Linked DNA regions of Homo sapiens: all the other regions are linked to region 2. The links are chromatin contacts, found by Hi-C or POLR2A ChIA-PET in ENCODE. All regions are on one chromosome and are shown on one strand. Each heading gives the region's core, a stretch centred on a gene start or an enhancer-like site at or near the end of the contact. The rest is flanking DNA. Distances are from core to core; before and after follow the strand shown. Region 1 overlaps EIPR1 (EARP complex and GARP complex interacting protein 1). Region 2 holds the start of ALLC (allantoicase). Region 3 overlaps LOC107985840 (a long non-coding RNA gene).

Region 1 (2,700 bases), core at 1-2,500, 400 kb after region 2:
CACCTTGTGCAGACACTGTATGCAAAGACAGGCCACATGGGTGTGTGTCATGGGGAACTGATTATTAGATTGTAATGTTAAATTGCATCATACCTACATAGACTTATGAAAATAGTTGTTGAAGGTGGGGTGCAGTGGCTCACACCTGTAATCCCAGCACTTTGGGAGGCCAAGGTGGGTGGATCACCTGAGGTCAGGAGTTCGAGACCAGCCTGGCCAACATGGTGAAACCCCATCTCTGCTAAAAATACAAAAATTAGCCGTGTGTGGTGGCACGTGCCTGTAGTCCCAGCTATTTGGGCAGCTGAGGCAGAAGAATCACTTGAATCTGGGAGGCGGAGGTTGCAGTGAGCTGAGATCAGGCTACTGCACTCCAGCCTGGGTGAGAGAGACTCCGTCTAAAAAAAAAAAAAAAGAAAGTAAGAAAGTAATTGTTGATATTAAACAGGCAAATTCAACTATCCTCAGATCTACCTTGGAATGCCATTTGCTCTGATTTTGCCTCTGTTGTTCAAAGTATTGCTTGAATTCCATTTTGTTATCCAATATATTATTGCATATTCTTTTTTCTCTTAAGCTTTTTATTTTGAGGTTGTACATTCACATATAGTTATAGGAGTAACAGAGAGATCCCGTGTATCCTTCAGCCAGTTTTCCCCAATAGTAACACTGCATAACTATGGTACTGTATCACAAACAGGAAACTGGCATTGATACAGCCCACTGAACTTACACAGATTCCTCCTGTTTATATGCATTCGTGTGTGAACATTGACATCTGTGCCATTTATTGTGTGTGTGGGTTCGTGTAGCCACCACCAGAGTCAAGACACAGAACAACTCCAACCCTGGGTCCCTTGTGCTATGTTATATTTATAACCACAGCCACCTCCCTTCCGCCTCCAAGGCCTTAGCCCCTGGCCACCCCGAATCTGTACTCTATCTCTGTATTGTTATTTGGAGAAGGTTCTATAAATGGAATCACCCACAGTGTAACCTTTAATAACTGATGTTCTTTACTCGGCTTGATTCCCTGGAGGTTGAGTTGCTGCTTCATTTTCAAGTTTGGGTTCCAGCCACCATGCGTGCTGGTCAGTGGCTGGTTCCTCTTTGCTGCGGCGGGATATCCCATGGCATGACGCACCACGGTTTGTTAAGCACTTGCCTGTTGAAGCTCATCTGGGTTTTTCCTTGTTTTTGGCGATTATGACTACAGTTGCGGTAAGTATTAATGAACAGGTTTTTGTATGAACAGGAAGTTTTATTTCTCTCGGCTCAGTTAGTTTTGTGTGGAGCTGCTGCACGTGTGATGCCATGACAGAGCGTGAGGGCTCCTCCTCTCTGCGTCCTCCCCAGCATTTGGTGTCATCATGCGTGTTCTTTTAAGTGTCTTCCATGGTGTGAAAGTGTTATGATTAGATAGGGAATTTGATTTGGGGGAACGTCGGTCTGGTGAATACGGCACAGGTGAAGGCTGCCCTTTGGGGTCAGGCTCCAGGTGCTTGGTGGTGGTTTTGTTTGCCTCCTTTTGGCATATAATTGGCACCAAGAACAGCTCCAGGAGATGTTTACTGCACAAAGCTTCTGGCCACCTGGGAGTGCCCGAGAATGCCACACGGTTCCCCACACTCACGTCGCTACCACTCCAGCTGCCATCACGCCTGCCATGGGTGCTCCCTGCAGACTAGAGGCATGCCCCACACCGCAGGAAATGGTGTTAGGGGCTCCTGTCCTCCTGGCCATTTCAGCTTTTGCCTGTCTGGAGCAATCTGATGTCCTAATTTCCATCACCCCTCCTGTGTCTGTCTCAGCACTCCAACAAGCAGAGGCTGAACAGGGCACCCCACCAGTCGCCTTTAGCTCCTGCTAGTGGGAACAGCGAAGGCTAAGGAAGGAACTTATAGAGCCTTATGACCCAGTGTGCCCCCCAGAACACTAATCAGACATGCTCCAGAGCCAGGCAGCCTATGGAAGCAGACAGAGACTAGCTGGGAAGTACTGAGTCCGGTTTCTCGTCCTCACCCACTCCTCGGGAGCAGTAGGGTCTTTAGGAAGTCACTCATTTCTCTAGCTCAAACCTTCATCCCTGAAACGGCGATGACGTTGCTCAGCTGATGGTTGTGTGGCAGGGCCTCTACATGGTGTCCACCAAGAGTCCAGTTCTGTAAAATATTTGAAGAGATTTATTCTGAGCTGAATATGAGTGACCACGGCCCTCAGGGGGTCCTGGGAACATGTGCCCAAGGTGGTCGGGGCGCAGCTTGGTTTTATACGTTTTAGGGAGTCATGAGACATCAATCAAATACATTTAAGAAATACATGGGTTTGGTCCAGAAAGGGGGGACAACTCGAAGCAGGAGGCTTCCAGACTGTAGGTAAATTTAAACATTTTCTGGTTAACAATTGGTTGAATTTGTCTAAAGACCTGAGATCAACTGAAAGGGATGCCTGGGTTAGGAAAAAGGACCGTGGAGACTCAAGTTCTTATTGCAGAGGAAACTTCAGGTGGCAGCTTCCGAGAGAACAGGCTATAAAATGTTTCCTATCAGACTTAAAGCCTGTGTCGATGTTGATGCCAGAGAGGTAGAATGAGGCACGTCCGATCCCCACTTCCCATCATGGCCTAAAACAGCCTTTGAGGTTAAATTTTAAAAGAGCCCTGGCTAGGGAGAAAGTCCGTTCAGATGGGTGGGGTTCTTA
Region 2 (2,700 bases), core at 197-2,696:
GCCAAGGTCTAGGCAAGAAAGGAAGGAGCCACGCGACCTCGGCTGAGGCCACCAGCTCAGCAGCTCACAGTGCTCAGACAGCCTGTGGCAGCTGCTTCTAAGCTCATTGCTGCAACCCCTCCCACTGCCTGCTCAAGGGAGCTCTTAAATACATTTTCTGCTGTGGCTGAGACCAGACCCAGGGTCAGCTCTGATGTTTGAGGAACATGCTAAAGTTTTACCTGCAAATTTCAACTTAATCACCGCAAATGAGGAGCATTGTCATGGGTTACGGCAAGGCGATGAGGCAATGACTCTCTAAAATAGAGTCATGAAATTTCAGGCAGTCAAGTGGTGCTCACACTATTTTTTCTTTTGAGATTAGCCTTAAAATAAGAAAAGGCATGACCAGGCAAGTCTAGGAAGCACAAGAAAGAGAGACCTCCCTCTGACAAGCAGGGAAGGCTGTGCTGATGGAAGAGTTACTCCCTCGTAAAGAAGAAAACCTTCAGGGGCTTTGTCATCGCTGTCAATAAGTTCCGAAGAAGCCTTTGGCCAAAAGTATGAGATTTATGGTGAAATAATAAAAGTGGTTTGTTCAAATTTGGGACAAAATTAGAGTGACCTTGAGCAGGGACTCTGAGCAGCCCAAGGTCAACTGCACGAGACTCCTGACTACCGGCAACTCTTGGTATATATTTACATTTAGTTCTACTTTGTGACTCTTGTTTTGAATATAGGTTTACTTCACCATGGCCTTAGTTGTTTAGGTTTTTTTTTTTTTTTTTTTGAGACAGGGTCTCACTCTGTCATCCAGGCTGGAGTACAGTGGCATGATCTTGGCTCATTGCAACCTCCACCCCAATCCCATCCCGGGCTCAAGCAATTCTCCCATGTCAGCCTCCCAAGTAGCTGGGACCACAGGCACGCACCACCATGCCTGGCTATTTTTTTGATTTTTGGTAGAAATGGGGTCTTGCCATGTTGTTCAGGCTGGTCTCAAACTCCTCAACTCAAGCAATCCACCCACCTCGGCCTCCCAAAGTACAGGGATTACAGGCATGAGCCACCATGCCCAGCCTCTTTAGATTTTTTTTTAAGAAGGCCAAAGTCACATGATTTGAAACCAAACAGAGCAGTGACCAGAGCCCAGAAGCCTGACCCACCTGTGGGGCCCCTCCAGGTGTTTGGGCCACGCCCGGTACCAACACAGTTCAACGGCACAAAGTGGTGTCTGTCACCATCTACCCTCTGTCACCTTCCAAGTGTCGAGGGTTCGTTGCATGACTGAAATTCATCTCTGTCACCCTATTCTTTTGGCAAAGCCCACCTTAAAGATAGCAAGGTATTTATAAACCACACTCCAGCTCACCCAGCAGTCAGAAATCAAGTATTCATAAATGGATCTCTTGCTCCCCAGAAGCCAGCCAAGGTCCCACGGTGCTTGAGTGCCAGCTCAGAGAGAATGTATAGGGGCCTGAGGTAGAGACAGAACTTTGCAGAGATTGGCTGTGCCTGTATGATGTCACAAGGGTTGCAGAGAGGTGGAAGTAACAGGGGGAGCAGCCCCTCCCCGGAGAAGCCAAGCAGGCCTCTGCAAGACCCTCGCACAAGGCCCGAAGCCAGACATGGTCCCTGCTGGTCCCAGGGCCCTTCCCTGTCCCTAACAAAGCTGCCTCCGGCCACTGGCCTGGGCCTGAAACCCCCACCTTCCTGGTCCGGCCAGTAACCTGACTTAAAGTTTTATCTCTAGACGTCACCTATTCACTAATCATCATTAACTCAGAAAACACTGAGCACACCCAGCAGTGGGTCCTGACCTACTAGAGAAGACAGGGGCCCTTGGGAGGGTTTGGCTAGAGCCCCTCAGCCCCAGAAAAAGTAAATACACACAAAATTTTCATGGAATTTAAAGAAGCCCACAGATGCTTAAGAAAGGGCACCTTGCCAAGTGGATGCTAGGCCTGTGGCATACAAAACAACACGTGCCGCCTGCCTTCAAAGGCCCCACTGTCTGCAGAAGAACTTTCCATGCAGAAAGAAACAGCTGAGCCCGGCTTCGACATGCAGTAACAGACGTTGCCTTGCTTCACCACAGCCACCCTGCGGGGCAAGCTATCCACTCTGCAGATGAATCAGCTGGGGCCTTGAAGGCAGGAAAGCCACCCGAGGTCACCTGCGCAGGGAGGGACTGAGCTGGAACCAGAACCCAGCACAGCAGATGGCGCGCACAGGGGCCCTTGGGGCTCCAGAAAGACAACCTGCGTCCCAGGGAGATCCATCACCCACACGCTCCTTTTTCCTTCCTGGGTTTTCTTTCCCCAGGGCCTGACCGGCCTTCTCCTCCTGAACTCCAGCTTTCCCAGAGGAAAGCAAAGCCATTTGAAAGGCCGGCTCAAGGCCACCTCCAACTGAGAACCCCACCCCCAACCCCAGCCCGTCTCTCAGCCCCGCCACCCAGCCGTAGTTAGGATGCGTCCAGCGCCTGTTGTCTGATCTCAGCTCGCCCGGCCTTTGAGTCCATGTTTACACATCTGTCTGCCCATCCAGATGAAATTCTTTAAGAACGAAACCACATCCTATGCTGCCTTCCATAGCTGACTGTATTTTAATGAATTAATGCACGTGGCTTCGTCCCTGGCAGTTCTTGTCAGCCGTGACTTCCCCGCCACAGCAGTGCAGTGCCCCCGCTCGCCGCCTCGGATCAGTCACAAAGCTCAC
Region 3 (2,700 bases), core at 191-2,690, 510 kb after region 2:
CAACATCTACCGTTTTTTTTTTAATTTTTTGATTATAGCCATTCTTGCAGGAGTAAGGTGGTATTGCATTGTGGTTTTGATTTGCATTTCCCTGATAAATAGTGATGCTGACCATTTTTTCATGTTTGTTGGCCATTTGTATATCTTCTTTTCAGAAGTGTCTATTCATGTTCTTAGCCCACTTTCTGATGGGATTGTTTGTTTTTTCTTACTGATTTGTTTGAGTTCGTTGTAGATTCTGGATATTAGTCCTTTGTCAGATGTATAGATTGTGAAGATTTTCTCCCACTCTGTGGGTTGTCTGTTTACTCTGCTGACTGTTCCTTTTGCTGTGCAAAAGCTCTTTAGTTTAATTAGGCCCCAGCTATTTGTCTTTGTTTTTTTTTGCATTTGCCCTTTGGTTCTTGGTCATGAAATCCTTGCCCAAGCCAATGTCTAGAAGAGTTTTTCCAATGTTATCTTCTAGAGTCCTTATAGTTTCTGGTCTTAGGTTTAATTCTTTAATCCATCTTGAGTTGATTTTTGTATAAGATGAGAGATGAGGATCCAGTTTCATTCTCCTACATGTGGTTTGTCAATTATCCCAGAACCATTTGTTGAAAAGGGTGTCCTTTCCCCACTTTGTGTTTTTGATTGCTTTGTCGAAGATCAGTTGGCTGTTAAGTATTTGGGTTTATTTCTGGATTCTCTATTCTGTTCCTTTGGTCTATGTGCCTACTTTACACCAGTACCATGCTGTTTTGGTGACTATGGACTTCACTTCTTGTATCATTTTTTGGATTTCCTTGCATTGGACTTCGCCTTTCTCTGGTCCCTCTCTGATTAGCTGAATAACTAACCTCCTGAATTCTTTTTCAGGTGAATCAGGGATTTCTTCTTGGTTTGGATCCATTGCTGGTGAGTTAGTGTGATTTTTGGGGGGGTGTTAAAGAGCCTTGTTTTGTCATATTACCAGAGCTGGTTTTCTGGTTCCTTCTCATTTGGGTAGTCTCTATCAGAGGGAAGGTCTAGGGCTCAAGGCTGTTATTCAGATTCTTTTGTCCCATGGGGTGTTTCTTTGATGTAGTTAGTACTCTCCGCCTTTTCCTATGGATGTGGCTTCCTGTGAGGCGAGATGCTGTGATTATTAACTCTCTTCTGGGTCTAACCACCCAGCACATCTACCCGGCTTCAAGCTGGCAGTGGGGGTTGTCTGCACAGTGTCCTGTGATGTGAACCATCTGTGGGTCTCTCAGCCGTGGATACCAGCACCTGTTCTGGTGGAGGTGGCAGGGGGGTGAAAAGGGCTCTGTGAGGGTTCTTAGCTTTGGTGGTTTAATGTTCTATTTTTGTGCTGGTTGGCCTCCTGATGGGAGGTGGTGCTTTCCAGAGAGCATCAGCTGTGGTAGTATGGGGAGGAACAGGTGGTGGGCAGGGCCCCAGAACTCCCAAGAGTATATGCTCTTTGTCTTCAGGTACCAGAGTGGATAGGGAAGGCCCATCAGGTGGGGGCAGGGCTAGGCATGTCTGAGCTCAGACTCTCCTTGGTTGGGTCTTGCTGTGGTTGCTTTGGGGGATGGGGGTGAGGTTCCCAGGTCAATGGAGTGGTGAATCTAGGAGGATTATGGCTGCCTCTGCTGAGTCATGGAGGTTGTCAGGGAAGTAGGAGAGAGCCAGCAGTTACAGGCCTCATCCAACTCCCATGCAGTCTGAAGGGCTGGTCTCACTCCCACTGTGGCCCCACTAACAGCACCGAGTCTGTTTCCAGGCAGTGGGCGAGCAGGGCTGAGAACTCGCCCCAGGCTACCCACCACCCCCTAGCTGCAAAAGCAATTAGGGCTTTCATTCTTCCCCCGCCTGTGGAGTCTATACACCAGCTCTCACCCTCCCCTGAGTTCTGGCCAGGAGGCTTCTCGCCTGGTTCAAATTGTTACAAAGTTCGGCTGGAGAATTCCTTCTCCCTGTTGCATTTCCCCCGCCCTGCACCTCCGGTCACCCTGCCAAAAGATCCTTGTGTTGCCACGTAGGAATGGGCTGCTTGGGGACCCAGCGAGCTCCCAGGGCCTTTCCCGCTGCTTCCTCTACCCCTGTATTTCGCTCTGCTCTCTAAATTGACTCAACTCCAGGTAAGGTTGGAAACTTCTCTCGAAAACTAGACCTTCAGTTTCCCCAGTGGGGGTGTGTGCTCGGGGGCGGAGGATCTTCCTTTCCCATTTCCACTGTTGGGGCACTCACAGTATTTGGGGTGTCTCCCAGGTCCTGCAGCTGTCTGCTTCCTTCAGAGGGTCGGTGGGTCCTCTTGGGATTCCTGGTTTGTTCTGGATCTAAACTTAATGATGTGAGCCTCCACACACTGCTCAATCCATCTGAGTCGGAGCTGCAATCTAGTCCTGACTCCCATCTGCCACGATGATCCACGATGCTCTTTTTTCAAAAAAAAAAAAAGAAAGAAAAATCTTTTTAGAGTGAGGGTCTTGTTCTGCCACCCAGGCTAAAATGCAGTTGTATGGTCATCACTCACTGCAGCCTCAAATTCCTGGACTCAATTGATCCTCCTGCCTCAGCCTCCCAAGTAGCTGGGACTACAGGCGCGCACCACCATGCCCAGCTAATATTTAAAATTTTTATTTAATTTTTTCTTGTAGAGATGGAGTCTCGCTATGTTGCCCAGGCTGGTTTTGAACTCCTGGCTCAAGCCATCTTCCCACCTTGGCCTCCCAA

The links. Hi-C counts contacts between places; a loop is a spot of excess contacts on that map. ChIA-PET counts read pairs that join two places held with the same protein, here RNA polymerase II (POLR2A). Pooled maps may share reads with other maps.
Region 1: a loop to region 2 is called in a pooled map, with 4 times the contacts of the local background. The contact joins the enhancer-like site here to the promoter of ALLC in region 2. A Hi-C loop is called at or near these places in 2 of 168 maps with a recorded cell type or tissue (CD4-positive, alpha-beta T cell and naive thymus-derived CD4-positive, alpha-beta T cell), 5 of 37 single-sample maps with no recorded cell type and 8 of 50 pooled maps. POLR2A ChIA-PET finds 5 or more read pairs at or near these places in 2 of 52 experiments (activated CD4-positive, alpha-beta T cell and activated naive CD4-positive, alpha-beta T cell).
Region 3: a loop to region 2 is called in a pooled map, with 7 times the contacts of the local background. The contact joins the enhancer-like site here to the promoter of ALLC in region 2. A Hi-C loop is called at or near these places in 2 of 37 single-sample maps with no recorded cell type and 4 of 50 pooled maps.

Annotation. Positions count from the first base shown.
Region 1 is chr2:3,252,906-3,255,605 of GRCh38, reverse strand. The region is part of intron 4 of EIPR1 (EARP complex and GARP complex interacting protein 1); the gene reads left to right. Among named protein-coding and RNA genes, the nearest start is that of EIPR1, 120 kb to the left of the region's middle. RefSeq lists enhancers at 938-1,067, 1,078-1,127. Within about 2 kb of position 1,250, at least 3 of the 41 ENCODE cell types and tissues checked have a DNase peak (open chromatin) inside an H3K27ac peak, as active enhancers do.
Region 2 is chr2:3,656,946-3,659,645 of GRCh38, reverse strand. It overlaps ALLC (allantoicase), which reads right to left and starts at 1,446. Exons shown (of 12, transcript NM_018436.4): 1 at 1,352-1,446.
Region 3 is chr2:3,150,336-3,153,035 of GRCh38, reverse strand. The region is part of intron 2 of LOC107985840 (a long non-coding RNA gene); the gene reads left to right. Among named protein-coding and RNA genes, the nearest start is that of LINC01250, 26 kb to the right of the region's middle. RefSeq lists enhancers at 1,174-1,233, 1,244-1,503, 1,514-1,583. Within about 2 kb of position 1,440, at least 3 of the 41 ENCODE cell types and tissues checked have a DNase peak (open chromatin) inside an H3K27ac peak, as active enhancers do.